2 separate regions of the Homo sapiens genome follow, and region 1 is linked to region 2. A link is a loop called in an ENCODE intact Hi-C map of the cell type or tissue named here. Cell type or tissue: transverse colon. All regions are shown on one strand. Each heading gives the region's core, and the rest is flanking DNA. Links, peaks and the distances in the headings are about the cores only.

Evidence for each region. Hi-C counts contacts between places; a loop is a spot of excess contacts. Peaks named below come from ENCODE experiments on the same cell type or tissue, not always from the same donor. Only the 100,000 strongest peaks of a DNase experiment are listed, where the experiment ranks them.
Region 1: it touches region 2 in a loop (7-fold over the local background); 3 of 110 quality-filtered maps call a loop at or near these places.

Annotation. Positions count from the first base shown.
Region 1 is chr15:36,799,811-36,815,235 of GRCh38, forward strand. It overlaps CDIN1 (CDAN1 interacting nuclease 1), which reads left to right. Exons shown (of 11, transcript NM_001321759.2): 11 at 8,514-10,434. The coding sequence ends at 8,643. It also overlaps the pseudogene CSNK1A1P1. Among named protein-coding and RNA genes, the nearest start is that of MIR8063, 170 kb to the right of the region's middle. In transverse colon, for the core only: no CTCF peak of the experiment used is centred there; no DNase peak of the experiment used is centred there; H3K27ac peaks cover 5,524 bases.
Region 2 is chr15:37,101,618-37,117,042 of GRCh38, forward strand. It overlaps LOC124903465 (a long non-coding RNA gene), which reads left to right. Exons shown (of 2, transcript XR_007064581.1): 2 at 1-8,367. Among named protein-coding and RNA genes, the nearest start is that of MEIS2, 8.8 kb to the left of the region's middle. RefSeq lists silencers at 163-302, 8,751-8,800 and an enhancer at 4,978-5,519. In transverse colon, for the core only: no CTCF peak of the experiment used is centred there; a DNase peak (open chromatin) is centred at 9,336; H3K4me3 peaks cover 3,552 bases; H3K27ac peaks cover 7,870 bases; H3K27me3 peaks cover 8,000 bases.

The sequences.
Region 1 (15,425 bases), core at 4,108-12,107, 300 kb before region 2:
CAGGAGTAAACATTTCTTCTAGAAAACAGAGAGTAAAGACAACAGATTAAAGACAAAATCACTTCTGCCTTTGTTTTCTATTGTAATCTTCTGAGAAAAGATTTACAACAGGCTAGAAAGATTATAAATATAGCATCTATCTATATCCAATATAGAACAAAGCAAAGTAGAAATTAACTACTTTTTCAGGTAATTTAACATGGATGTGAAAATATCAAGGTATATAATCACCATGGAGAATTTCAGAGTGTTGTGGTTGTATATTTATATACATTTAAATTTTTGTTCAAAATAACATTTTCTTTGTGGCATAAAGGCCCAAAGTGAATCAGTATTTATCATATGCTTTTACTTTTTTATTTTCAAAATTATAGAAAGTTGTTTCAAAGAGATAAAGTTGCACTTTTCATAGCCAACATGCATAGATTGAGTGAGAATACTCATAACTAGGTTCTCTTTCTTTGGTCATTTCAGTCTGCAAATACAGACCTGGCAAGGTAAGAAAAAGTAGATGAAACAACCAAGTTATCATATTTTAACTTCATTTCTACGAAAAAAGAATATTTGTATTGTATATTAAATTGACCATAGTGCCAGAACTTTATGATGTTATATTACATGATCACTAATCTATTATTATTGTACACGTATTTACACACAGGCATAAGTATACACATACTTTGCATATAAACATGTGCAAGCATATTTCACTTGGACTGAAAGGTTATTTACAACTCTGTCTGGATATACATACAACAGTGATTAACAAGTGCATAACCAATCTACAACACGTAGATTAAAACTAAATAAACAGTGTAAGAGTTTATTTTAAAACAATTACAAGATGTTTTATGTTTCTCCTTCATCGTGAACTATGTGTTTGAAAACGCACTCTTCATAAAAACCACATGCAAGTCTTTTTTTGATGGTGAAACAATCGACTTCCAACAGCCACATGTCTGCACACATCCTCAGAAGATAGCACAGACCCCACACAGCAACTCATAATAAGAGAAAAAGAAATATATATATGATTATGATTATACATATGTGTGTGTGTGTGTATATATGTGTGTGTGTGTGTGTGTGTGTGTGTGTGTATATATATATATATATATATATATATATATATATGATTCTCTGCTGTTCTTGTTTTAGAGAAGGAGTTTATTTCCCTATGATTGAAATAAAAAATTTGGGCTAGGAATGAAGGTTTCTGTATGTTTTTATTGTTTGATGAAGACCCTCATGAACAAGAAACTTAAAATTATCAGATCATTCCGTAGTCTACTTGTCATTCTTCAATTGAGAATTGTTTGTTTCATTGACTAGATGCAGATTTATATTGTAGGACTCTACTGCACTGAGAATCCTTGTTTATGCAATTATGGTAATTCAGCTCATTGGGAAGAAAAGTATTAGGTCAATTTCAGCAGTTTCCGTGATTACAGGTAGAGAGACAAATTATGTAATAGTACATAAATCCCACACCTTTCACCGTCTTATTACCAAAAGAGATGTAAAAGCATACTAGTTTAAAAAATATATGTAGTGGTTTTCTCATAGAGCTGAAAACATGGGTAAGCCAAGTTAATGGCACAAACATAAGATGCATCTGTATACTAGAGGTATTTTAGGAGCAAAACTGGGGCCTTTGGGGCATACTGTATCACCCTGTTTAACAAGTTCTGAACCTTCTTTTCTGGGAAAACAAATCTCTACCTCATACGTTCACTTAGACCCGTTGCTTCCCTCAGTTTTCCTCATAACTTATTCCAGCTGTTTATTTCCATTTATATGAACAAGCTGTGGCAGTGTTCTGGATTTACTCCTCTTCCCTCATGTTTAGATTCTGCCCCATAACTTCTGAACCCCTTCACAGCGTGAGACATTTCTCTTCTCTGAACTTTATGTAGTGATTCTGTAATTCTCATTCCCTAGCTTACTTCCACCTGTTTGTCAAAGGTTTAAAATATGCTCCCTCAAAAGTAATTATTTTCATTTCTTTTGCCAGAATTATGGGTTGCTTTTCCATCTACTTCCTAAATGTGGTGATACTTAAATTGAAATAAGTAGCCAGATAAACTTTTTAGCGTGAAACTATTGACATCAAACTTAGAGTTATTCCCTGTGTAGATAGGTGGATCCCAACTCATATACTGGGGTTTTGATCAGTTGCCTTGCTTCTGGACCCCTGCTTGCCTATCACCTATCCAGGTGTAGTAAATATTTTTCAGAGTCAAATGACTGTTATAGAATGCTATATAAACACAAGGTATAATGAGACAGTAAAGCATAGTAGTTACAAGGGTAAGCCATAGAGCCAGGCGGCTTGGGTTCGAAACCTGGCCCTTTTTGGGCCCCAGTTTCTTCATCTGTAAAATGAGGATAGTCATAGTGCCCTCCTCATAGGGTGGCAGTGAGTACCAAATTAGTCTGTACATGTAAAAGTTCTTGAAACACTGCCTGCTCAGTAAATATTAGTTACCTCTTTGTTGTTGATTATTGAGATCTTATATTATTTTATATGTACTTAGCATCTTTATAGACATAATGATTGGTCAAGGGCTCCCTGAAATCTGTGGAGATCTAGAAGCTCAGCTGGCTTCAGGAAACCAACGAGGGGTTATTGGGGTTAATTTAGCAAGATGATATCTAATAGTATGATTCGAAACCTCTAAATTCCTTCATCTGCCTTTCTTTTCAACAGTCTCTGAAGAGGATGCCTTGAGGAAAAGTATAACAATAGGAAGTTAATAATCTTCTCCATTCTCCATAAGTAAAGATGCCTCATCCTAGTAATTCCTGAATTATAGGATAGTGTTAGAGGCGTGGCAAGGAAAGGGGAGTATTTAGTTTTATACTTTAAAAAAAAAGAGTAAGCAAGTTCTTCCTGAATTTGGGGAGCCAAATTTTCTGTCTGAACCACTGAGTTTCTCAGAGAGTTACAGGAAACCTTGAACAGAAAGATACTTATATCATATTCTGTCCAACATTCGCAATCTGGAATCCTCAGGGCTTATCTGAGGATAGCTAGATTTTTCTCCAAAACTAAGAATTTACTCACTGAAGTACCATTTTTAAAACATTCTTGGTGATAATCTTTTAAAAATACATTAACAGCTTTCACTGCCTTTTTTAAAACTGAACAAAATGTAAGCAGCATTTGTGTTTCCTGCACTGTCCTCAACACCTGTTGAGATCGACAAAGCCTGCTAGCCCCAACACCAAACAGCCAGGGACTCTCACAGTTGGGGCATTTTTATGTCTCTCTTCACTGCTTGCCAGCAGGAATTCACCTTGACTGACAAAGTGTTCTCCCTGTAACCAACTCCTTCAAATATGCAGCTTCAGGAACCCAATAACCAAGTTTACCAAAACAATAGAACTGGAGAAAATATGGAGAATTCTTTATTTTATGTAACCTTAGCATCCTAGATATGCAGCAAGGAGGAGTATTGCTGTATAGTGCAAGTTAGGAGCTAAGAAGCTCAGTTGGTATACCTGGCACTGATCCTCGGCATCAGAAAGTGACAGAGAACAGTGGGGACTGTGGCAGTCCCGCGAACCTAGGTTATATCTGAAGGGGGCAGCTGTTACTTATCTTCAGTTGCTTGTTGCCAGATTGATTAGTTTCTCAAAAAAAGCTAAATATGCAGGATTTTGTGTAAACATTCCCAATTTGTATGCATTGGTTCAATTTTTTAAAATTAATGAAAGCCCAGCCTTGATTTAACAGATCTACTGATGTCACTATTTTGCAAGGCCGCTCACTCCATGTTTTTGAAAGTTTCAGTTATACAAAAAATTTTATTTGTGTGGAATCAAAATCTAATTCTTGGCTACTTTCAAGCATTGTCCTAAGTCTGCACTTGAGAGCTACAGCACGAATCAAATCCTTCCTCCATAAGAGCACTCTCAAAATCAGAACATGATGAGTGTGTTAGTGAACCTTGACTGTTCATTTCTAAATCAGACATACTCTTATTCTAACCATTCCTCAAATATCCTAGGATTCTCCTTTGGTTGACTTTCAAACTGGAGACATGCCCTTAAAATATGACACCAGAACTCTCCAAAATGCCCTAGGTGTGGCTTAACCATTGCAAAGGACATTGACTCTCTTTTTCTGGTTAAAGTCTAACATTCTATCACCCTGTTTAGTAAACCGATCACTACCTCATAGTGAGTGCATCACAAACTGCCTTGGTTCTAAAACTGGTTCCTCCACTTTTTAGCTGTGAGACCTTAGGCAATCTACTTAATTGTTCTATGCCTTGGTTTTTTTACTTGTAGAACAGGGATAATAATTGTACCAACCTCATGGAGTTGGCATACAAATTAAGTGGTTCGATATATATAAAGTGCTTCTATATATATTAAAGTGCTTAGAACAGTGTTGGGCACATAGTAAGTGGGGTGAAAGTGTTAATAATGAACATTGTTGTAACTATATTATTTTCACTATAACCTGTAAGTATGCCACTAGTGTGCTCACTCTGGTCATTAATAAAATTGCCATGCCGAGGCAATGGCTGACCCCTGCCTGCACCCCTGTCTCTAGACTCGCACTGATTCAATAACCAATGCAAAGCTGTCTGATCATCTTAGTGCTAACCCTGTATTGCCCATCTTGTCCTTGAGGGTATCTTTCATGTACCAGGCACTGTGTTAGGCATGGAGGTCATGAATACAAATAAAACCTGGTCTTTACCCTCAACAGGGTCCCAATATAACAGACAAATGGTGAAACAGAGGGATACTCACTAGGAAACAGGTATGCACAGAAGGGCCAGCTTTAGTTCCATCGTCTCTGATTGAATTTCTCTAAATACCCTAAAATGAAATGAAACCAGAGAATCACTTTTTTTTTTTTTTTTTTTTCAGAGTCTTGCTCTGTCACCCAGGCTGGAGTGCAGTAGTGCAGTCTCAGCTCACTGCAACCTCCGTCTCCTGGGTTCAAGAGATTCTCCCACCACAGCCTCTAGAGTAGCTAGGACTACAGGCGAGCACCACCACGCCTGGCTAATTTTTTTATATCTTTAGTGGAGACGGGGTTTCACCATGTTGGCCAGGCTGGTCTCAAACTCCTGACCTCAAGTGATTGGCCTGCCTCAGCCTCCCAAAGTGCTGGGATTACAGGTGTGAGTCACTGTCCCCAGCCGAGAAACACATTTTGAACATATTTATAAGGGGTCATTACTTATGAAAAACCTCATCTTTCTTGCCTTCATGGTCTGTGATGGCTCTTGGCTTTCACCTCCCATTTTTTCAAGGCGTATTTGTTGTTTTTGCTAATTTGGTGATATTTTATTTGCAAGCAAAATTACTTATTCAAACGTCATTCACATTCTAGTCGCTGCTTCCCAGGAGTCTTTAAAATCCATTGGGGGTCTTGGATCTTATTACTTGACCATGAGTATAGCAACCATAAAATTATAGTCAACTTTAAAAAGTGTTTCCAGAATCAATTCAGATGTCCGTGGACACCCATTCCTGAGGGTCTCCCAGCTGGCAGGGAGGGCTGCAATCTCAGTAGCAGACCAACCTCTGCTGTGCATATCTCCTCAGACCCAAGGACTCTCTTTTCTTTTCAATGTTGTTAACAAAGTCTCTTTGATTTTTATTGGTCACAAAGGTTGTATTTGCCTTCCCAGTGATCTCATTTTTGTCTAGTGGTGCCACAGTAAATAAGAATAGGCATCAAAAAGAGGAAATGGTTCAACCCAAAAGTCTGCATTTGACCTAAATAAAAATTTTCTAGGGTCCTATTTTACACCTCTTCTACCATTTTTGATTGCTTGATATTTCAAATTAGCAACCAAAACTTCCCCTCCTGTTACTTCAGATAACCCAGAAATTGATTATATAAAGTTGCTTAATGTGGTCAGCCTCTTCATAAACAGGTAGGTTGCTGAAAGATTATCTCGTCAGCATCTGATAATCTCTGGATCCTGAGCTGTTGAAGAAGGCTCAGAAATGCACTAAAGTAGGTGCTGGGAATAAGGCCAGATCTTGTTCTGCCATTAAATTTCCAAACTTGTCACCCTCTAAAGTCCTTACTGCTTTTGTCACCCAAAGACCACATAATTTGAAAGCGTATCAATCTCTATTTACAAAGGGACATTGTGTTTCCTCATTCTTAATTAATTAGAGACATATTGTCAATCAGAGGTTTTGAGCTACATTGACAGAGGTAATGTTACCTAACCTAAACATAGTTCCATAAGAAACACAAAACTTAGGTAGACAGTAGAGTCTTATTAATGAATCCTACTCAAAATGTTCATAGATCTGTGTTGGTATCTTTAGGGAATCCTGGTTGTGAACCACTGCATGAAATGTTCAGGTTCACAATCTTGCAAAACCTTTTTGAGTTGCAGGAATATCTGTTGCCTCACAAGTGAAACAAGTCCATTTTCTTGAGCACTGAGGTGTTCCCCAGCCTGGCTTTTCTGCCTAGAAAATGCCATTTTCGTAAAGAGCTGTCATGCTTCGTGTCCTTTGGCTTATGATTTAGCTGTTCAAAGAAAGTGCAGGCTGCTCTCACTTGCTCAGTGCTGGTGATATGTGTTTTTGTTTATTAAATCTTTAAAATACTGGGCTTGTTTTTTATGACCTCCATATATTCTTTTGTTCTTCTCTGTGACTTGTTAGATCACAGTTTTTTTCTTCCTTTGTGAAAATATTAGCACCTTTCTGAAGAACATCATGGTCTCCAGAATGGCTGTATAATAAAATGGAAGAATGTGTTGAGCTTAATGTTAGATCTGTCAAGGCCGTGACTCAGGGGTGCTTCACTGATGGGAAGGTTTGTGGCTTCTCAGACATGGTCCACAGAATCACAAATCTTTCTGTTCTTGCCAGACTTGTTTTGACAAATCTGAGATCATTTGACACTAATCATAGAGCTCTTTGTAAAATAAAGGTACCAATGGTTTATGTTCCAATTACAGACAAGTGTTTGTGATTAAAAGTTACTAAGAAACCCTCGGTTAAATGGAAGCAAGTTCTTCTGCAGGTGTGAGCTTCGTCTTGTATGCATTTGAGCCTGGGGACCCACACACCTGTGCACAGGTAGCCTAATTCTACTGACCCCAAAGGAATCTCTTCTTTGGGGATGCTGAGGAAGAAGAGAACATCTGCAGCTGATAAATCTCAGTGGGCCTGGTGCTCCAAGGCTTCTAATTATACCCAGTTCCTACATCTTCTAGAACAAGATCAAGTGATGAGCTGCCATCTCATGGTTCTGTACCTGCACAGAGGGGAATCCCAAAGTTTTAAATAATCTTGAATACAACTTGGCTACCCCACTAATGTGGATCCCCAAATAAACCAGGCCGTGACATCCAATTGAACTTGTCCCTGTGCATACAGTATCTCGCAGCCCATCCTGTATTGTTAGTTTTGGCAAGTACACTACAGCATATAATAAATCATGGAAGGCAAAAGCTTTTTGGCCTAGCATGGTTCAGCCTGCTGTAATGTTAGAATACAGAAAGCAGTTCTGTTTTTAGACATGCTTTTACTAACCCAACATTCATAATTTATTATTTCACTGTAAAATTCCTGCAACACTACACCAAAAGTAGTGCTGCCCTTTAATTAAGTGCCCTCGGTAGGAAAAACGTGAAACTGATGTGCAAAACATCTCTCTGTGTGCAGTGATTGATAGTGATTACATCTTTATGAACCCAGCCTAAAGGTCTCAACTTCCTGATGGGTGAAGTAGTCCATAGGGCCACTTCCTGAGTCTGCCTGGCGGGGATCAGTCACTGCTAACAAAATTGCAGATAATTCAGAGGGCACAACTTAGAAATGCTGAGGTTTTATTAAGCCCGTAGCGATCTATACTTTGTCACAAGCCTATATGACCTTATTCCTCATTTCCGTAAGCACCAATGACCAAACTTTATGCTGTGTCCACACTTAAAGAAGTTGTAATGCAGAGAGTAAAGGGACCCAGTGTGTCATATGGATGACAGGAGGTACTTCCAGCCCAATGGGTGCATAAGTAGAACAGTATAGCCAGAAGAGGACCATAAGTTGTTGCATTTTTTTAAATTCTGTTTTCAAACATTCTTTTATTTTTCTTAGTTGCTATTAGGCAAGTTTAATTTTTTAAATAGTACCATTAAATGTTAGACTTAAATCCCAAGGCTGGCATTCCCCAGCTCATTCCTGTTTGCACTGTGAATCTGTCCTCCATCAGCTAGGTAGTCACATCAGCCCAAGCTCATAACACCTTACTGAAAGGTAAGATTCAGAGTTTCCATATCTGAAATACTTCAGGTTTCTGGAAAGAAAGGGAACACATCCATCCGAGAAGGTAGTATGTGTGTTATGTGAACTCTTTGGTATAAGTTTGGCTATTTTCAGTCACAATGGTAGCAACCAAAACAAAAATTTTGTGCAGTCCTGTCATTTAATCATCTTATCAGTGCCCCAAGGTGACTTTTTTCAAGAGCTCTGTTGATACCATGTGTGTGTGTTATTTTCTGGTGTTTTTACAGATTTGGGCCAGGCTTAGTCATCTATTGGTATGGATTTATCCAGGAGCTGGACTGCAACCGGGAAAGGGGCATCCTGCTCAAAGCCTGTTTCCCCACGAACATTGTCACCTTATGCCACAGCATAGCTTGACCCTGAAGATCCTGGAAGAGAAGCTGGGAGGAAAAGGTGAATCCGGAAGCAATTTTACTTTCCTGCACTGTAAGATCCTGGCAACATCTGCCCTGAACTTCAGCTGAACTCTTGCTGCCCGTAGTCACACCACTACCTCTTTAGACAAACATATCAAGAGTTTCTGTTTTCCTTCATCCCTTGCTGATGTGAACAGCCAAGAACTACAGACACAACCCACTCATTATCAGCATTTCTGTCTCTGTCAAACAATTAGTTTATAGATAGTCATAATCTTTCTTTCTTCCGGATGGTTTATCCTTGTATGCTGAACAAAAGAAAAAATGTGAAGACTGAAAGGTGTGATTTTTCAATTCTCCTCCCAGTTACCGAATCACCCTCTTATTTTTTTTTCCCTAAGCCTCCGTTCACTGTCTCTCCCTCTCCCTTTCTCTTCATGTGCACTCACAGAGACCCAGCATTGCATTACCATCGTGGAATAATCTAGCGCAAACCTAGGAAAGCTGAAGCCACAAAGTCCAAAGCCACCTTTGTACTCACCTGCAGAGCTCCAGAAGACCTTGATGGCAGCCTGCCTATGCTGTGTGTTTGCTATATTCAATCTTTACGGCTTCCTGACTTCTGTGACAGTAAGCCAAGTGCAAAAATACACTTGATGAGAATTTCCTCTTTTAATAATGTTATTTGAACACCACATATTTTAGATTTATCTTATTTGAAAGTATTAGTTCCATTGTGCCTGGAAACCACACTCCTTTAGATTGGGGGCCGAGAGGCGACAACCCAACATTGAGGAGAGTTTATTTTTAAACATGGCTAGTTGTCAGTATGTACGTGAGCTAGTATTTTTATGAGTCGAGTTTTTTAAAGGCACATTCTGTATACTGCTTAGTATATGCATTTTATACCATGTAATTATAAAACACTCGAGTAAGTTCAGCATTAGAAATGTTTAGCTTTGTATGAACTGAGTGTGCCAGAAATAAACCTGGAGCAATTTTTAAATAAGCAAAATAAAGGAGATTTTTCTATTTGTTCACTTTAATTTATTCACTTTTGTGTACTTTTATGTACTGCAAATCAGATTTCAGTCTAAAGCGAAACATCAGTAAGTTAATAATAAACCTATCTTTTGGGAAGTTGAATATTAATCTGTACCCAAAACGTATTTAGTAAAATATTTGCCCCCGCCACCCTGCCATGCTGACATAACAACTTTTATAATGTTGAATAGATGATATGGGAAATACTAATAACAACAATGTAATTTTTGCAGACAGCTTTAACTTATATACATTGCTTGATTTTTTTCAAAAGACTAAATATGTCATTTATACTTTGTTTATTTTCTACCAAAGAAGGTTTGTAAAAATATGCCTGCTGCTTTTCCTTTTGAAGGACACAAACCTGGTCCCAACATGTGTGGATTTTAACTCTGAGTGGGGTGCATTAAATCAAAAGAGAGAGGCAGAAGATGAAATGCTAAAGAAGGGTCAGGCAAACTTCTGTTTCAGTATAAAATTCATCATGCAGGCTTCTGAGTGAAATAGAATGATTTGAAACCACTACTGTATTGCCTGGATACACACACACACACACACACACACTTTATACAAAAATGTTAAAAGCAGGTTTCCTGGCATGTTCTAAACTGTTTTTTCTTTAGGAATAAATTACATTTATCTGCACAGATGTTGAAAATCCTGTTAAACCCTTGTCAAGGATTTGTTTATTTTACATTAAACAAATTTATTATGATGAACGTGAACAAATAAATTAAAAAATAAAAAAGGTACTTGCGTTTTGTATTTATTCTTTTACCTGCTGCCCTGACATAATGTGTTGTGAGAAGGTATTGGTGTTCCTAGCAAAGGCACTACCTCCTCTTTATGAATGAGGCTTTAAAATCTGGCCCTTAAAAGTGAGAAAGAACCCAACAGTAAACTGTACACACTACAATAAGGTTACAAATTAGTCAAAAGTAAGTTTTTCACACATAAAAACTAATGTGATAATTATACTACTTTTGAATTGGAGCTGTATGGGAGAGAAGAGAGTAATGTTCCCAACTGGAAGCTTAAAGTCTCCTTGGTTTGTTTCTTTTTCTGTTAAAAATACTTGTCTGTGTTCCATCTCTATGCATTGTCTGCTTGCTGGTTTTTTTAGTTTAGACAATATAAACATCAGCCCCAGAAAGTAGACACGGAATGACAACTTATTTTTATTGCTGTCATCATTAGAACATTAACATTAAAGCCAAATCTTGTTTTATGGTGCATTCTGCACACTATGCTAATGAATTATGCAAAGCCAGAAAGCAGGAGCGTGTGTAAAACGTAAAACTGAATGACGTTCTCCCTGGCATATGCAGACTTGCCAAGCATCTGCCCTCACAAACACATAGGCGACCATTTGAAGTCTGGAAACAGATCAACTCAAAGCAAAGCTGATCCGGTACTGATCTGTAAGGCGACTGCATAGACTCCTTCCCACCTCACATCTGTACCCCCTCAAAAAAGAAACAAACCATAAACAGTTGCATATCCTCTTTTTTTCTTTTGCCTTCTAGTGAAGCATACGTCAGCTCTTTACAACACTCCTAAAATCTAAAATAAAAGGGAAGTCTCAGGGGTCTAAAGTAGAACGCTGGACCTCCAGGGGAAATAATTTTCTTGTAACTGTAGGTGTGTGTACCTGTTCATTATCTGCAAGGCTTGATTCCCCCTGGAAAAGATGATAAATTGTTGGTCTTGAGGGGGTGCATTAACTCACTCAGGCCGCCAGGGGACTGCTTAGAGCCCTGATGAGGTAATCTACCTAAATGGTCCCTGGTGGGCCACACTAATTAATGCTGAAGTGAACAGTTAATTCACTTGCTTCTCACTGGGGAGCTACACCCATTGCTTTCTTTTCTCTTTGGAACCAAGATGCCTTAGATGTCTCCTCTTTTTAACTGTTCCCATCTAGAGACCTGGTATCTCAATTGCAATAAATCCTTACTGCTTCCATATGCTTTCTCACTTCACTTTTCACTTTTTCCATGTCATCTTCCCCTGCGTTGGCCTTTGCCAGTTTCCCTCCACATGGACATGTACCCTGCATTTTCTCATTACTCTTGGGCTCTTTTTCTCTCTAAAAGATCAGGATCCCAGGACCAAAATATGTCCTGATGCATACACCTGGTTGGGGAGTGGGGAGCAATTGGCCTAACCTCTTTGGGGAGAAACACAACTTAAGCACCCTCCACATGCCCAAATACTCAAGTGCATATGTGGCACCAGAAGGATCGTAAAACTTTTAACTAAGATAATAAGATTTTACAGGGTTAAATATGGCTTGAAGTTCATGCCTTCAGTAAATGATTTGGCAAAAGGAGCAAAAAGAGAAAAAAAAAGTAAGGTTATATAGCTACTTTCAGCCTGAGTGGTGGTGTTCAGCTGATTAAAATAGCAAAATGTCTGTATGATTTAGCGAATCACTCCTAGCTCATTCATCTTGGGGGTAGCTTGCCATTTTCATGTGATCTGATGGGAGCAAGTTGTCTCAAAGTATAACTATTTTGTGACAAGATGAGAGGAGAAAATCTCAATAGGCACATTCTTGATTAGGGTTAAGGAACAAAGCAAGCTTAACTTGAGAGGAAACTAAAAGGCAAACAATAGAAGTTTGCCTGCAATGTCACCATTTATGGGAAGCGTCTATCTGAACCTGTCTGTGTAAAGTCACTCGTGGGTTATGGAAGGGTCATGTGTTTGGATCATTTAATCTTGTTACTCTAAACTAACCTTCCTACATTTAGTAAACATGATCTGAACCTGTTTTATTAAGAACATGCTTGGATTCCAAAGATTAAATAAGGAAGATGGAATTATGAATTAAATAATAACCTGAACAACTTGGGTTCGCCTTCTGTTTTTCACTTTCCTGCTATTGTTTTGAATATGGCTGTGAGACAAAGAGCTGCTTAGGTCAAGCGCTATAAATTACAGTTTTCATACAATAGTAATCCACTAAAATGATTTCAAAGCCTGATCAAAGTACTTCAAAAAGACTTTTAAAACATTTCCACAGTACAGGGGAAGGGAAATGCTCATTTGGTGCCTTAATTTGTTTCACTTAGTATAGCAAAGTTCGATCTGGGTGTCATACTCACTTTATATAAAATCCAACTCATTGTTTAAATAAATCCAACTTGTTCTTGTTGTTTAATGTATAGGTAAAGGAGATTTAAGTTTTCATCTCCTTAACAAGAACAGCTGAATATTTGGAGTCACTTGTAAGGAAAAGATAATATAGGAACATTTTAAAATAAGCATACCTTGATAGTATTTAATTGTGATACTCGAGGTATTCGTTAAAACTGTCTAACTCCCTGCAATTAGGATAAAGTGGTGAGGATCTCAGTGGATTTATTTGGCATCTTAATAATAATCATGGCAACAGATATATTTATTTTTTCATCCCTTTTCCCTCATCACTTGGATTTATCCTAAGCTGTCTCATTTTATAGGCAAGGATAATGGGAAGTACACTAGTGATAGCAAAGCTAAGCAAATTCTAGGCTCAACCATATATAAAGATACTGTGGGCTGCAGCAACAATGTCAGGCTCAACTAAAGACTCATGGTATTATGTCAGGGTAATTTTTACTTTTTAAAAGGAAGGTCATATTGAAATGCTGACATGAAATATAACCAAGTCAATTAAGTAATAACAATTGAAGTTCAGAGTTTAATTGAGGGCTGAACATGAATCCAATGACCATTAACCTAAAGTGGTCATTAATTCCCCTGGAAACTGCCTTGGTTAAAGGTATTTCTACAATAACTAGCACTTTTTTTTTCAAAAAAAAAAAAAAAAAACCCTTGTCATTTTAACATTAAACACTAATTCAGAAATAACATTCAGGAATAACAATTCAGTGGATCTATAGTAAACCTTCTGTATTTTACATTTTTAATTGAATTTCTTCTATAGGACAAATCAAAATTTAGATAAAAAGATAAAACCACCTCTGCAGGAAACCATAGTTTTGTTAAGTAAACAAAGTTATAAGCACCCTTTATTTGATTGCTTTTGTTTTATCTCAGTTGTGATTTCTGTACTTGTTTAATGCAAGATTTCCGACTAGACTGTAAGCTCCATGAAAGTAGAAACTACACTAACTTTGTTCACTTTAGTCCCTAATGCCTAACAGAATTCTGGTGCAGACAGAGCAGGTATTCAATAAATGTTAAATGAGTAAATGAATGACACGGTTTTATTAAATATGTTATCACTCGCATTAGCAAATAATTAGAACCTTTATCTTTCTCATTTTCTTCATCTGAAAAATGAGTGTATTTACCAAAAATCAGAGAAAATCATCATGTGTTGATGTTAAAGAATTAATTAATTTAGAAACTCCCCAAAATGTGAAATAAATCAAATTCATCAACAAGAGTGTTTTAGGATGCACACTTAGTTTTAAGGGGGGAATTTACATAACTTTTTGTTGCATTTGCCTTAAAGTTAATCTTAATACATTATTGTTTATGCACTGTTGCTAAATGAGAATATTAAAAATCTTTATTTCTCTTTTAAAAGAAATGGCTTATCTTTATATTTCCATTAAAAAAAAAAAACTTTCTCCTCAAATCACGGCAGGGTCCCAAATCAACTGTGTTTCACAAGCAGATTTTGGAATATTCAATGGAGTTATTAGATTAACTGCAAATGATACTTTTAATTGCTCCCTTTTATAATGCTGAGTTGATGGCAAAGTGCTTCCTGGCCATAGAAGTGTTGGCTGGCTCAAGAGAGAAGGGTTATTTGGTCATTTGCCAATAGGATCTGACCTTTGGAGAGATACTGCCCATGAACCGCTCAGTGGGTGTTTCCTTGTTACTCATTAATTCAGAGTATATTATTATTTGAAAGCCAAACGCATTTGGCATATTTCCTCATAATTTGGAAACTTGTAGCACAAAAGGAACTGGAACTTCCACATTTCTTCTTTTTCTGCCAGTTTCCCAGGACTTAATTTGTTGGGGCTCTTTACTTTGTTATTCCTTCCATGAGCTTCTGGACAGAACAGACCCCCAGTACAGATATCACTAAGACCAGGTCTTTGGTTGCAGGTGATAATTCTGTCTTATATTTCCAGCATTAAAACTATTTAAGACACAGATATTTATTGAGTCCCTAATGTGTATTAGAAGTATGTGAGGTGCTGTGGGGAATTTTTTTAATGCAACAAAAGATCCTCTTCTTGAAGAAAAATAAATCATTACCTCTTCAAAATGAAAACAACACAAAATATTTGGAAATTTTAGAAAAGCAAATCACATGAAGGAAAGAGGGAAATCTATGAGGTTTTTAATAAGATATTTTAACCCTAGACTATGGACAGCAAGTAGCTTTCTATTTGCTTATGGTGGCTGCATTCACTGCTATTAAGCAATTCCAAGGCCAAGTTCAGCTTAGCAGCTAAGGCTTTGATCTAGTTCTTAGAGTAGGCAGTGATCACAGGGATGCCACATATTTTCCATTCCTGCTCTGGGCCATTCATGTTCAGTGCAAGTATAAATAAATTCTAAGCATTTGAAACAGAATTCATACCTGTTCATCGGCCTAAGTAATAAAACAAGCAATAACTTGTTCTGATAGTTCTATAACATCAAGCAAAGTGTCTGTCCATGGCTAAGGTCTGTCTAGTAATACAGATAAGCTAAATATGTCATTGAAATCATAGAAATATGATTTTAAGCCTCAAGATAAACACTAGATGGGCGCAGATAATT
Region 2 (15,425 bases), core at 5,012-13,011:
CTTTTCCAAAAAGGAAAAGGAAACGAAGGGAACTACCCCACACCGTTTGGGTGGAAACTAGTTGTGGCCGGTGCCCTGTCCTCCCTGGCCCGAGCTGCACCAGGCTTCACCTCTGCGCGGCTGGTTTCCCGGCGGCCGCGCGTCAATCACTACGAGCCCGGAGTTGGGGGCGGAGCCACGGTCACCCCGCGCAAGCCTTGCCGCCCAGCAGCCCCCATGCCCCTCGGCCCCTTGTGGCGCGGCCGGGCGGACAGGCGCTGGAAGCGCGTCCTCTCCCCAACTTCTCGCTCTCGCCCTCCCAGTCCCTGGCCCAGAGAGTGGAAAGCGGACTGTTGTTCTCCAACAGCCGCATCCCTCCCCAACTTTGAACCCATTCTGAGAAGTGGAGAGTAGTGTCTTCCGCGAGCCGCGTCTAACCGACTTTCCCGCGGAGGGAGGGTGGGATGGGGGAGGTTGATTAGAGAGAATAAAGTACTCTGTGTGTGTGTTGTGTGTGAGAGAGAGAGAGAGAGAGCGAGAGAGAGCGGGGAGGAGGGCGGGTGGGAGGGCTCTTTTTTTTGGCCCCCGTTCCATGTTCCCTGCTTCACTGTAAGCTTTCGAGCAACAGAAACTAGGCTAAGATTGCAGCCTGCAGAGACTCCAAGCGGAGTCGGAGAAATTTGGCCTCGTTTTAATAGGGCTGAGGAATGAACTCCGGAGGTCAATAAAGCCCTCCAAAAATGATGAATGATTGAGCACCTGTGATGATGATAGTGATTACCAGAGCAATTAAACAGTTTGATTAAATGAGCCATCATAACAATGATGTCTGCGGGAAATCGGCCCTCACATATAAAGAAAGATAGTGCGAAGGGGCTGGCAGAGGCGCGGATAGCGCGACGCCAGGGAGAGGGGCTGCGGGCCGCGAGGTTTCTGCCCAATGGCCCGAGCAGGGACGGCCAGACTCACGGAGCTTCAGGGAGGAGAGTGTAGCCCAGGTTTTCAGCCACTCTTTTTTGCCGGGCTTCAAGCCTGCTAGAGCCGACGGGTAGGAAATCTGAAGGTTGGGGGGAGGGTACTTCCTCCACGTCCTCTTTTTTTTCCTAGAAGAACTCCAAGATTAAAAGTATCCTTATTTGTTGCTGAGTTGCTCGTCGACATTTAAGAGAAGGTGAGTAAAAAAGAAAAGAAGATGAAAGAGAAAAGAAAAAGTTGGTCTCCAGAATTTTATTTCAATCGACAGTTACGCGAATTCAGTTTAGCCGGGACCGGGAGGTTTGAGAGTGCGGCGGGGTGGGGAGGGGAAAAAAACAAAAACGCTGCGGAGCGTTTTCGACTTTGCAAAGCTGTTGATGTTGGTGGGTCCAAGTTCCCGGTGCAGCGCCGCTGGCTGAGAAATTTGTACTCAGTTTTTACTCTTCTAATTATTCTTAAATTCAATTTAAGAATTTAAGTTTATCGTCGCCAATAGGATTATTGTTGTTTTAAATGTCTTGTTCAATAAGTGCCAGTTACGTTTCTTTTTAAAAGAAATTCCTCAGTGTCCTTGATAAACCTTTTTTTGTAAAGATCAACTTCATGCGGAACCTCTGCCTTGCAGGGTTTAAACATTCAACATTGCTACCTTCTGTTTCTTTTTCTGTTTTTATAGTGATACTGTAAAGTGAGTTAGCATCTCTATAGCTTTCATTTAGAAAAACTTAAGTCGCATTTTTAGAAAAATATTCCTTCCCTTGCAGTGTGAGTAAAAACAACTCAGACAGATTGATGATTTCTATATTTTCTTTTCTTTCTTTATCTTCTTTTTCTTTTTTTCTTTTCTTTTCTTTTTTTTTCTTTTTTTTTGAGACGGAGTCTCGCTTTGTCGCCCAGGCTGGAGTGCAATGGCGCGATCTCGGCTCACTGCAACCTCCGCCTCCCGGGTTCAAGCGATTCTCCTGCCTCAGCCTCTTGAGTAGCTGGGATTACAGGGGCGCGCCACCACGCCCGGCTAATTTTTTGTGTCTTTAATAGAGACGGGGGTTTCACCATATTGGCCAGGCTGGTCTCGAACTCCTGACCTCCTGATCCACCCGCCGCGGCCTCTCAAAGTGCTCGAATTACAGGCGTGAGCCATCGCACCCGGCCGATTTCTATGTTTTCAAACAATTGTAAGCTAATAATGAGTTGATTATCTGGTGATAATCTTGGGTTTTACAAAAAAAGAAAAGTTTAAACTTTATTTTCATGTGTTTTTATCAGATGCAGAAGGCATTTTTAACCTTAACGCCTTTCTCTGTCTCTCTCTTTCATATTCTTAACTTCTTTTGCATTTTATTGAATACATTAAAGCAAACAACAGGAACAATATGGTTAGGTGTAGGAGGGAGAGAGAAATATGACATTTTAAGATATTGTCAAAAAGTCATATTTAACTTCAACGACTTTTAGTTAAAAAAGTGTGAGAGTGTTGAAAGTGCATTCCTACTGGAGGAAATCTATGTCTTTTTAAAATTTGCCAGTTGTCTCAGGGGAGAACCCAGAATTTCTTTGAACGAAAGAGATCTTACTGATCTAGTTGCATGTCACTTATGAAACTGTTAGTTTAAAATAGCAGTCCTAGTGTAGTGGATTACACATGAGGAGATCAAGTTGGAGTCGATTCAAGGTATTGGTTCTTGGTCAGTCTGCTGAATTCAAAACACTATTACCTTTAATCAGCAACTTGCGGGTGTTTTATTAATAGAGCTGAAAAAGGCTCATCTAACATATAAGAATTTCCTGGTTTCCCTCATCCCCAATTTTCCAGTCCAATAGAAGCGATTCCAAAGGAGTAGGGTACCCGCACTTACTGATTTCCATCCTGGTGGCATTTTGCTAATGCCCCATTGTCAGCGTTGGCACTCCCACCCAGGCTTCCAGGCTCATCTGCTCTCCCATATTTGGGGTGAAAGGAAAGTAGGTGGGGCAGGCCCGGGAGACAGGCACGAAATGGGGGTCGCAGGAGGTGGCACACACCTCCGTCAACAGTCAGCTCCTTCTGCCCAGGCTGGAAATGGTTTTAACAGGCGGTAAAATTTCATCTTGCGGTGTCAAATTGGGGTCATTTTGGGGTTAGAGTTCTCAGTGTCCGAGAGGAGCTGTCCAGCTGCGTGGGGACTCATTAACTGCAAAAGATCTGTTTCAGTAAAAACAATTCAAAGACAATCAGAAGGCTAAAGACCCTCTACAAATCGCATTTTACAAGTGCCCCAGAACAAATATGGATGGTGAAACCTATTTCTTCAGAATCCCAAATCAGCTACTTAGCTCTGGAGTGGGGGTGGGGGTACTGCATAAAAAAGAGGTGAAAAGGAGGGGACCAAGCGGGTGGGGACCAGTGGAAGGGGGAATCGGGCCTCTCAAATTTAAGAGTCTGTTTTTAATCACCTCTTTCTTATTGAAGCAGCCCCAAGAGTTCTGAAAACTGCTACTTTTCTATTTTTCATTTTCTTTTTTTGAGCCAACATGGAATGCTATTATAGGTAACATTTAAGATTTAAAAGGAATAATTGAATTCCACTATAGTCCCTTAATTTGAAGGGCATTGGCTTTATGGGGAGTGTTTAATTTGAACCAAGAATTTATGAACCCAGACTCTAGGTGAATTTGCCCACACTCCTTAAGGAGCTTGTGTAGCTGTTTCTTTTTCTTTTCCTTGAAAGTTATAGCTTCTTAGCACAGATAACTTCAAATTCCTCAGAACTGAGAAGTCCAAAGTGTTAATCTGTGTATTAAAATCGCCAGGTTTAAATCCTTTTTGTCTTCTTACAACAGTTAGAACAATTGACGCCTTGCTAGAGAAGCAAATAAGTCCAACCTTAATCTTATCTGTAACTTTATTTAATGTTTTGATTTGGAATATTTTGGATTAAGCATATCTTTAAAAACTCTGTAAGGTTAATTTTTATTCCGGGAGGGAAGTTCTCTTTACTGATTTTGAAAAAAGACATGAATTATTACTTTGATTTTCAAAAATTCCTTCAGGTAAAAGGAAAATTCAGGTTTAAAATGAGAAGCTAGATATGTGAAATGCCAGAGATTTTAGGATAAAACCAAGTCAATACTTAAAAGTAAAGTATCATTTGAAAGAAATTTTATTTCTTGCATTACTGAACTGAGCAAGTAACAGTGATCAAAAATATGTTATTCTCTCTCCATCTCTCTCTCTCTCTGGACTCCACTTCTGTCACTAGGTCTTCTCTTTCCATCCCCAGCACTTTTCTTTGGGTTCTGAATGACACAGTGATTTTTTTTTTTTGTAGTCTAGTTATTTTCTCCAAGCGTCTCAGAGTATTTCTAAATTGTTATTCAAGGAGTTTGATTTCAGCCCTGCAGAAACAGCCCTGAGCCCAGCATCGCTGGGACAAAGGCAGAAGGGGCTATCTTCTGTTCAAGACCTGCTGGCTGACAGTTGGAATTTTTGATATATATTTTATTTGGCGTTTCCAATAACGTGTTTGTCTTTCCCTCTCCACCCCTTGCAGCCATCTATTACTTTTAAAACATCCCTTCTCCATAAACATCGGCTCATCCTTGTGAACTATTCTTGACCTTCCCAGCAGTGTAACCAGCAGCTCTGAAAGTTGGCCTAGAAATAATTCCACTGGCTTCCTTACCTGTTAACTTTACTCACTCTTCCTAGCTGGGATCAACAGAAGGAAGGGGACTTTTTTGTTTGCTTTTGTTGTTGTTGGTGGTGGTGGTGGTGGTGGTGGTGGTTTTTGGTTCTTTGGTCCTTTTCCCACTTAAACTTTCTATAATGATTTATTCTCCGCCTCCTCCCATTAATAACGTTTAAGCACCCCACACTTTATTTTTTAAATAAAATGGAGTAAAATTATTATACTTTTTTCCTTTATGCCCCCTTTTCTTTTATTTCTCCCAATTTTAGGGGCTTCACCATCTCATAGAAAGGACTTCAATAAATAGCCCTCTAGCGCTATCTGGCGGGGCTCCAAACACGACGTGCGCTTGCTCTCACTGTTTCTTCCTCCTTCCCGCGCTCTCTTCTTTCCTCTCTTTCTTCCTCTCTCCTGCTTTTTCTCTCGTCTCTTCCGCTCGATTGTTTTCCTCTTTTTTTCTGTCCTCCTGCGGCCTCTTGTCTAGTTCCTACCCCTACTTCAGCGCAGGCGGCTTGGAAAGCCCCGGCCAGAGGCTAGTAACTCTCGCAAGTGGGAGATGCTCTGGCGACGGATCTCTCTTTTCTGATCCCTCCTCCCCCTTACCCAGCGCGGATCACACACATCCTTTGCCTTTGATTAGCATCTTAAAGTTGCTTAGCGTGCCGCTTAAGTCCCAGCGTCTCAGCTGGCGGTGGTTTGGAGAGGCTTAAAACTGCATTCATGAAGTTTGGAGGAAAGAAATCAGACACTGGAATTCAGGGCTAGGAGCCCAGCTCAGTTTTAGGTCAGAAGGCCGAGTCTCAGTGCGAGATTGAGGAAGGGTCGGGGCTTAACGGGGGAGGTGGGGGTGGCGGGGGGGGGAACAGCACGGCGCGGCGCCTAGCCTGCGAGATGGAGTCGGAGTGGGGGTGCGAGCGGTCCTCCACCGCCTCTGCCCGATCCGTACCTCACAATGGACTGCTCGAGTTTGTATCTAGGCCTGTCCAGGATTGTTTACTCCTTCAATTAATCAGCTTTATCTCTTTTCCCCCTCCCCCCACCTCCACCAAATCTGGAGAGGAGTGGGAAAGAACTGGAAAACTCACAGGGCAAAGAGAGAAAGCCAACAGTCATAGTGCGGGAGGAGGCACGCCTGGGATGCAATACCCAACAGTCTCCTCCCTGCTTTCCTGCAATTTGCAGGTCATTGTCTTTCTTATTTGTAGCTTTTTTTTTTTTTCTTCAGTAGCCGGTAAACAATCGAACGCCGGGTAGGGAGGTCAGAGGGGATGGGGCTGTGGGAGAGATTCTACTCAGGCTAGGTGCTTTAGATTTGGACCTGGCTGTGTCCCTACTTTATTAAAATTCTCATGTGGCGCGCGCTGTCTTCTCTCTTCTCTCTCTCTCTCTCTCACACACACACGCACATACACACACAGCCCGAGAGAAATTTCCAATCTTTGAGCAAATCTCTTCCATCTAGTCCTTGAAACAGAGGAAAGGACATGGGACCTGAAGGAGAGTTATGATTGAATTTTCTAAAATTTAGTTTTGACATTGCAAAGTAAAAGTGAGGACCGTATTCCCAATACAGACCCAGAGGGTGGTTATTTCAGGTGAGGGGACCTCAGCCTGTGACGTCTATGATCAACCAGACAAAGACCCCTTCCTAAATCTGAAGTCCCACCCCCACCCGTGGCAAACATGGAATACAAGGGAGGGGAAGGATGGCACAATAGTGGGTTCTGTTTTCCAAGAACTGCCCCCCACCTCCATTGCAGAAGGAAAAAAAAGCACGGTTCGGGTGTAATTAATTGGGGACTGTTATTAGGTCATCATTAGCCAAGGTACAAATAATAGCAGCACATTTTTACTTAAAATTGACCAGCCCCAGAGTGATAGATCGATTTGGAGTATAAAAAGATGTATCAAAACATCAATGTCGATTATTTGAAATATTGTAGTCGAATTTTTTTTATTGCTTCATCGGTTAAGTGTCTGAAAATGCAGTGTTCAAACATATATTTATGTTGTCAATACTGTCAGAACTGTCAGTTTTACTATACTGGATTTGTACTATATTTCAAATATGCTAATTTACATAAAATGCCCACCCTAGGATTCCCCCCCTACACCCACCCCATCTCTGGAAAATCCGTGTCAGTTTCTTCAAAGGATTCAGCAATCTTTGCCTAAGCTAAAGTGTGCACTACCTCTTTTACTCAATTTTCCACATCGGATTACATGTCTTTTTCACCATCTCTAACTTTCAAAGAGATCCTTCTTCCTTTCTCCCCAATTCTGCCTACTCTAACCTCTTCTTCAAAATAGTACTGAGGCACTTGGAAAGCTTCGAATTTAAATATCCACATCCCAGCTCCAAATATACCATTGGAGTAAAAAAACGGAAAAACTGGACTTGAGTGTACTTGGCCGCACTCGGGTAAACCAGGCTTCACCAGGTAGACGTTCTCATACCGTAAGGGTCCATCATCAAATTACCTGGCAGATTGAAATCTTCCAGGGAAAATGAATTTGGAAATGTAAACACCTTTTCTTTCTTTTTACTTAAAAGCCTCGATGGTAGAAAAAGAAATAATACTTATAAATGATCGGCACGTTTTAACTTTAAAAGCTTTTGAACTCAAGTGAAAGACACACGTTGGAAACAGAATTGATAGTTTTAATTCTACCCATTTTCACCTGGCACATCAGATCAGTGGCAATCATTTATTTTATGGGGTGTGGAGGGGAAAGGGATAGAAAGCGGATAGAAAGCTAGAATCCACTGAAGTCCCTGTCCTAAAAATCTCAGAGAAATTAAAGACTTATTGAAACACAAACATTCCATCGCTCCATACTCTCCGTCCAGATGAATTGAAACTTATAAATCCACGCTCTCCCCAATTTTATGTTTTTTATTTATTTTTTTTCAGGGTTTGATAGGAAAGATACCCAAGTCTGATAGGGAAGACAGGGCCACTTCTGGACTAGCTGTGAGGATGTGTTTTCATTTCCATAACACTGAAGCACTTTCTGTAAACCTTTTGATGTACTTAAATAAGTCTATTTGGACATTTAAAGAAGCTACACATACAAACATAGCTTGGCTTTTTGCCGTCAATCCCAGCATTAAAAAAACATTCATAATCTAACTGAGAAGCTCTTTCATACCCATCCTTCTTTCAAATAAGTAAATAAATAAAGAAATAGAAGTGCAAACCAAAGAAAGTTTCCAGCGTGCATCTGTACGTCTTCGTGTGCGAGTTTATAAACAACTTCCAGTCGGTACTTGGGTGTTACCTCCCTCCTGCCACACACCCCAAGGCAGAGGCATCGAGGGATCGCCCCCAGAGAGCTGTGTTTACTTAGCTTGTTTTAAAAAAAATCTCGCCGCCATGTATGACAAGTGTTACTGCAAGAAATTCATCAGCCTTCTACAGATACTTCCAGTTTTGCTGTAATGATCTGCAGAAGAGAACTGCCATCACTTTCTCACATCCCAAGGTGTTGCAGGAACTCAGAGAGAGGGGAGAGTGGCTGAAACGCTTAATTACCGGAGGCGAAGGAGGGGCGCGCGGGGGACCGAAGGAGAGGGGAGTGAAGAAGGAAGGTCCTTTACCAGGCTTGTACCTGGAGAAAGCTTTGAATCGCTTCTCTGCTATATTTGGAAAAGGTATGCTTGCTTTTTAAAAAAATGCCTTTAGGGCAAAGTGATACCCTTGTGTAATAATTAACTCAGACAATAAAAATAATTGGAAAATCAGTTGGAATTTCTGAGTTTTTAATTACGTTTAATTTCGTACTAAGCCGTAAAATTACGAATGCCCCTCAATTAAACACTCTCCTCTTGTAAAGCGTTTAACAACAATTATTCCTTAATCAGTCTGAATGTGAGTCACAAATGGTGCTTTTCCACATCAAAGAGACGTCCTTCCACGTTACCTTTTAGTCATAAGTAAGAGGATTAATTCCTATAATTAGAGGGATAAATATGTGCATAAATATATCTCTCACCCTCTCCTTAAAAAACAAAACAAAACACTTTCACTCTGTGTGATACGTGGCCGGCTATGGTAGGGTAAGTGTTTGTAATCGTCTGCCTCTGCCCGGCATCCCTTTGCTGACGGGTGACTGGAACGGAGGAGACGCCGCGCGAAGCGCAGGGCCCCAGAGGGACACATGCACAGAGGCGCACACACGGGTCAGGCAGGAGGCGCAGAGTTCGGGGGCCCGGGACTCCACCAATTCCAGTGCGATCCTCCCCAGACAATAACCCACCTCCCACCTTGGCCCTGCCCAGCGCAGCAAGACAGTTGTCTCCCTGTCGGTCTGCTTGTCCAGAAGAGCGGGGTCCCTGCCCTAAGCCCCAGCTCCAGCTTGACTCTTCAGGCTACAAATAAAAATTGAGCGTGACCTTTTAAAACTCCAGTGTGAATATCTCATTTACCTAATGACTTTATGTCACCTAGGAAGAAGGTCAATTTCCTCTTAACCTTTTCCCCGCTGCTGCAGTAAGCATTCTTCCCTAATCAATGGTGGCTGGAATAATCAATTCCCATTTTATGATCGCTGACAAACTCAATCTCAGGGCGGGGTGTGAGAGCTGGGGGTGAGCTGGCTCGGGCCGGGACAGAGGTCTCTCTGCGTACGCCCCGCTCCGCCCGGCGCCAAGGGAAGCCGCTGTCTCTTCCGTCGAGTTCTGAGACCTTGGCAAACTTCCCTCCCCCAACCGCCGGCGTGACTTCTGAGTTGTCACTAATCCGAACCTGATATTCACCAGAGCTCCTTCGGTCACCGACAACGCTCCCCGCTGCTGCCGCGGCCTCCCGCCCGCCCTCCTCGGCGTGTTTTCATTTCTAAGTCTACGGGCAGGGATTGCCCCGACCCAGTGTGTGTGTGCGTGTGTGTGTGTGCGTGGTTTCATTTACATTTTAAAAATCATTTTTGCGTTCTTCAGCGTGGATCTCAGCACTTTCCCTGTGTCTCAGGCCGACTAACTTTGCATAAACAAAGCAACAACCGAAGCTCATAGTGGGTGAAATCTTGCGGGGAAATGAAGGCAACCTGGTGGAGTTCGATCTCTCTCTCTCTCTCTCTCTCTCTCTCTCTCTCTCTCTCCCTCTCTCTCTCTCCCTCCTCTCTCTCTCCCTTCCCCACATTTCTTCCTCTTCTTTTACCTTCTTCCTCCACTCCCCCCTCCACCCCAAATTCAGCTATCCTAAACCATAGGTTTATCAGATACCACTTCCTCCTCTTTTTAAATTCTTCAGACCTGCCCCAGTCTGGGGAAATTACTGGGCAAATTACTAGATCAGAGCTATTTTGAAAGCTAATTTGGGGTAAACTCACCGTTCCTTATCTTTGCAGGGTTTAAATATGAGCCGCTCTCTGGTTCTAATCCCTCATAAAGTAGAAATTGACTTTTACACATGCAGGGCCTATTTGAAGGGGGGAGGTCTCTTAACACTGGTTCACCACGGGTCACTGGAAACTTCTCCCCCTTATTCCACCCTAATCCCGTTTTCACTCACTACCAAGACACTGAAGCCGCTGATGATTAAAGCAATCTCAAAAGTCTTGCTTAGCTAGGGTTCAATGGCAGGGAAATCATTTTCCTCAAAAAAAGACGTTCTGTAGCCAGGTTTTTGAAGATTTCCTATGAAGAGTCAATCTCTCAATACTGTATTACCCAGTTAGTTAAAAGGGAACCCCAAACTGAACTTTCTCTCCCAGAGCGCACTCTCAGGCCTGCCTTGCCTATGGGGATAATCTTTAAAAAGGTAATCAAACCATTCCTTTTCTTCATTCACAGATCCTCTTTACTTGTAGGCAGACATTCTGCTAAAATCGGAAAGTTTTCCAAATAATCAAAAACAAACATATAACTCTTCCACTTTTTATCCTTCACTCTGGTGTAAAAAGCAAACAAACAAAAAGGGCCTTTGAGTTCGAGGGGAGGGATATCTGGGCCACTGTTCACCCATGAAAGCTTCCTACATCCTGTTAGTAATGAAGATGGCAAATCATGGCACTTGCCTGAAACTTTCAGGTTCCATTCTTGCATTGAGCCTCAAGGTGCTAGAGTGTGAGGGGCAGTGAGAACATGCCAGGTTCAGGACCTGACCTGGGACAGAAGCACTGAGTTCTCAGTATTGTCATTTTCCTCTTGCTTCATACCAGGAAGTAGTTTTGCAACTCACACTGAGTTAGATTCGAGATTTAAACGGTTGTCGAAGGTTGGTCCAGCCCTGAGTCACAATTTATAACACCCTGGCTTTTAGAAGATTTGCCTCATATTCCCAACAACTGAGTTACAGACCATCTTAGACTACAACCTGTTTGTAGGCCAAAAAGTGCTTGTACATACAGGAAGAGTTTCCCATTACTAAGAGTACTGAATGGGTTTTTTAAATCTCTATTTGACAGAGGAGCAGACAGATTGGGGATAGGGCCCTTGACCTCAGATAATTACTTCAGTCGTCCCTCTTCAGCAAATTTAATTCTCACGCAAAGAGTAATTAACAACCTCTGACTATTCTATGAGAATTTCCTTTCCTTTTCTTATCTTAAGGACCCTCATAGGAATATTGAAGAATATGTTTAATGGTAGTTTTTAGTTTCACTGCATTTAAACATTTTGCCTTCTGCTCACTTCTTCCATAGTCTACTGGAACACATTTAACAGAGTCTTGGGCTGTGTTCTGACTCCAGCACATGAAATTGGAAAATCCAGTCATCAATTTACTGCCCTTCCTACTCTCCACCTTGACCCCAAGCAAAGCTATTCACTAGACAACTCTTCGTCAATGGAAAATTCCTTAAGTTTGCTTAATGAGGAGAGAATGTCAGAAGAAAGAAAAAATTTTAATAGTAAAAAATGCCATTCTCTCCTTTTGACTGCCTGACAACTTTGTCTCTACAAGTGTCTCATTCAGGGTTACAAATCAAAATTACATGTCAGGATACAAGCCACAGTATTGGAACAGGAAGAATGAGCACACAGACCACTAGCTTTTCAAAGGCGACTGAGGTCTCTGCAAGGCTCATGTCCTAAATGGAGAGACATCTTATTCAAACATCTCTAAGGGAGAGGGTTGAATCAGATCACTTCTGAGGCTGTTTTTAACCCTAGAAAGACAAAAAGGGACTCCAAGGGCTAAAAAGCCATCAAGAGCTCAGGCTCTGGAGTCTGACGGGAAGGGGCTGAATACTAGGTCTGGCCTGTGCTGATTGTGAACTCTTAGTAGTCACCTGACTCCTCTAAACTCTACTAACCTCATGCATAAACTCAGCATAACAATGGTTGATATTACTGGACACATTTGTCAGCCCCTGCAGGTCCACCCTTTACTTTCCCCCTCCTGGTTTGTGCCCCTGAAGGCTGGTACGGATGGTTTTAGAATGGCCCTTGTTTCCTCTTGGGCTTGCCTAGAGTGGGCAGAGCGAGGTCTGGGTGCTGATTCCCAGGGTCCCTGAGGGCTGGCTGCATTCCAGCCACAGCTCAAGCAGTCTTCTTCCCAGAGTTCCATTTCTGGATTTAGGTAACAATGTCCTTCTCCAGTACTAGCCTTGGGGCAGTGTACTGTCCCTCGTGGTTTCCTAACACCCTGCTCACACCTTTTTAATAAAGTTCCTTTATTAAGCTCTCCTCAAATTACCCAATTTGATGTGTACCATCTGTTTCCTGCTGGACCTTGACTGATACACCTTATAAACGTGTTTAGAGGATTAAAATTAAATGAGATAATGCATGTAAAGCACATAGTGCAGTTCTTTGCATATAGTAAAAGCTTAATAAATAGAGCTTTTATTTATTTTTACAATTATCATTTTGTGCAACCCTTTCATTTTATATAGGAGGAAATGGAAACTCAGAACTGTTAGGAGAAGCATTCAAAGTCTAATTAACTGAAGGTAGTAACAATCCTGGGACCAAATCCCTGAACTGCCTGCTTGAAGTTCATTGTTCTTCCCTCTGCATCTTGTTGAGCAAAACAGATGAGAAAGGAGGGAACTCTTATTTTCATAGATGTTGGAAAAAGGGTTAGACGAGCTAGAGGCAGAGGTGTAGGAGGTAATAAGCATTTTCCATGTATCATTGGGCTTGTCCCTGCTAAATTACTGCTGAAATAAAGGAATGCCATTGCAATTTAGAATCCAGTGATTTCAATAACAATAAAATGGGTATGTAACAGGGGGCGCAATGTATGCTTGACAGGTTAAAAACAAATTTATGAACATATAATTTGAAGTTTTATCAGGAGGCATAATAATGTTTTAAGACTATATAGGGTACACTGAAATTAATTTTTAAATAAAGGCTGATTTTTGGATTAGCAGTGTAGAAGTATGAGCTTTATAATTCTTTAAAATATAATACTCTGCTGTGAACTCATATAGAACCAGAACACTGAATCCTGAGCCAGAGATGTTCTGTAATGTAATAGCATTAATAACTGGATAGAAAATATTCAATCACTAATTCCTACATCCATTCAGTCGTTCAAATAGATATTCATTAAGCTTGCAATATTCTCTAGGTGCTTTTATGAGTGTTGACATATAAAGATTAATTAAATATATTCTCAGCTTCAATGGGTTTTTAGAGGAAAACAGAGGCAGGCGTATAAAAAGATTTTGGTATGAACAAAAGTAGAAATATACCTAGGCTACTATGGGAGACTTAAAGAGATTGAGTGGGGTACGGGGAATTGAGAGTAGAAGAGGCTTTCTTAGGTCAGAACTAAGTCTTTGCAAGAGTCATGTGTTTCATTTCAATTACATTTTAGCCTTCTATATTCTTCCAAATTATCAATGATACTAATGAATTAAGATTTAGCTTTTATTAGTATATACATTAGTAATAAAACCAAAAAAGCACATACAATATTGCATTACTTTTTACTGTAGGAGGTTGGCTGAGGTATATGTGGAAACAGAAACATTTAAATAAATTTTCCCTTGGTGACTAGAGTGTATGATAAGAAAAGTAGAATAAACTTCAAAGGTGATATTATACAGAGACTCACTTGAAAAATGCCATCTTCAGAGATTTCATTCATGTACTTTACCAATTGTGTCTTATTTGTATAATGAATTGGACCAGGCTTATTTGAGATATAGATATACAGTTTGAAAACTAAGTCGGAACGTATTTGTGAAGAAGAAACATGAAGTAGGGCCATTTGTTTTAGGACCTAGGATGCATTCATATACAATTGAACATACTAATAAATAGAACACAATTTAAGCAGGTTATTTGTTTTTACACAGTCTTTACAAAATTGGTTATTTCTCTCTCAACGTTAATTGATGCCTAAGTATAATTTACCATGGTAATGCTGCTAAATATTTGTGAATCTTTGTTGAAGTTCAAACTACAAAATTACATTATCTTGGCTAATTCTCATTCAGGTTGCTCTTGTCCACTTACCCTGATCATCCCCACTTGGTCCACTGTTTTCTTGTCCACCTCATATCCCCAAATCCATTCCCACTCACATTGTGTGTGTGTGTGCACGTGTGTGTGTGTATGCACACGTATATGTCCGTTTTAGCCACCCACATCTATGGCTACAATGTGGAACTGAAAATTACTTTCAACAGCTCAAATGTAGAGATTCAGTTTTTTTAAACCCACTATATTACCCTCTGTTAAATACAAAGGATTCTTTCTTCCTTGTGGCCCTTATTGTGTTTTCTGGTTTCTTGATTATTTTCTGCCAATTCATTAGTCATATCCTGATTTTCTTGATCTTCAACCCACTTTAATAAATGTATTAAACTGTAAACTAATACAATTAATACATGTATCTTTTAATTTGCTTTCCTGTTTTCAAAGTAGTACATATTTACTAAAGACAATGTAGCAGGCCGGGCACAGTGGCTCACGCCTGTAATCCCAGCACTTTAGGAGGCCAAGGCAGGCAGATCACAATGTCAGGAGATCGAGACCATCCTGGCTAACACGGTGAAACCCTGTCTCTACTAAAAATACAAAAATTAGCTGGGTGTGGTGGCGGGCGCCTGTAGTCCCAGCTTCTCAGGAGGCTAAGGTAAGGCAGGAGAATGGCGTGAACCCGGGAGGCAGAGGTTGCAGTGAGCTGAGATCGCGCCACTGCACTACAGACTGGGCAACAGAGTGAGACTCCATCTCAAAAAAAAAAGACAATGTAGCAATGCAGAAAAGATAAAAGGAAAGAAATGACCAATGAGCAAAGTATCCAAATGCAATTGCTGCCAAAATTTTAGTGTATTTTGTGTATTTTTTTAATGCATAATTTCTTACATGTAGTTGTAATTGCACTTTGCATACAATTTGCTCAAGTATTCAAATTCCTTATGACTCTATTTAAATAGATGTCATCAATGAAGTAAAATGGTTTACTTTTTCATTCCACTGTTACTGGGTACTAAGTTTATTTATACATAGTTTTCATTTTTATATGTAATTCTGTAATGAGCATCTTTGGGTATGAAAGTTTTTCAGAATTCAGGATGATTTCTTAGAATGGATCCCTGAAAATAGACCAGAGGATATGAACATATTTAAGTGTGCATCCCAAGGCCTCTCTCACTTTTGAACTTTCTGTCATGACAAAAATTCCTTCCTTTTCATTTTTTGGCTTTCTTCCCCTAGGGTAACCATAATTCTGAATTTTTGGTTAATAGTTTTGCTATGTGTGCATTCCTGAACCATATATATTTAATATAAATTATATGTGATACAATGTTATTGTATATATTATTAATATATTAACCTCTCTCTATATATACACAGTCATGACAATCTCCATATTAATCCCCAGTCATTTTTGGTTC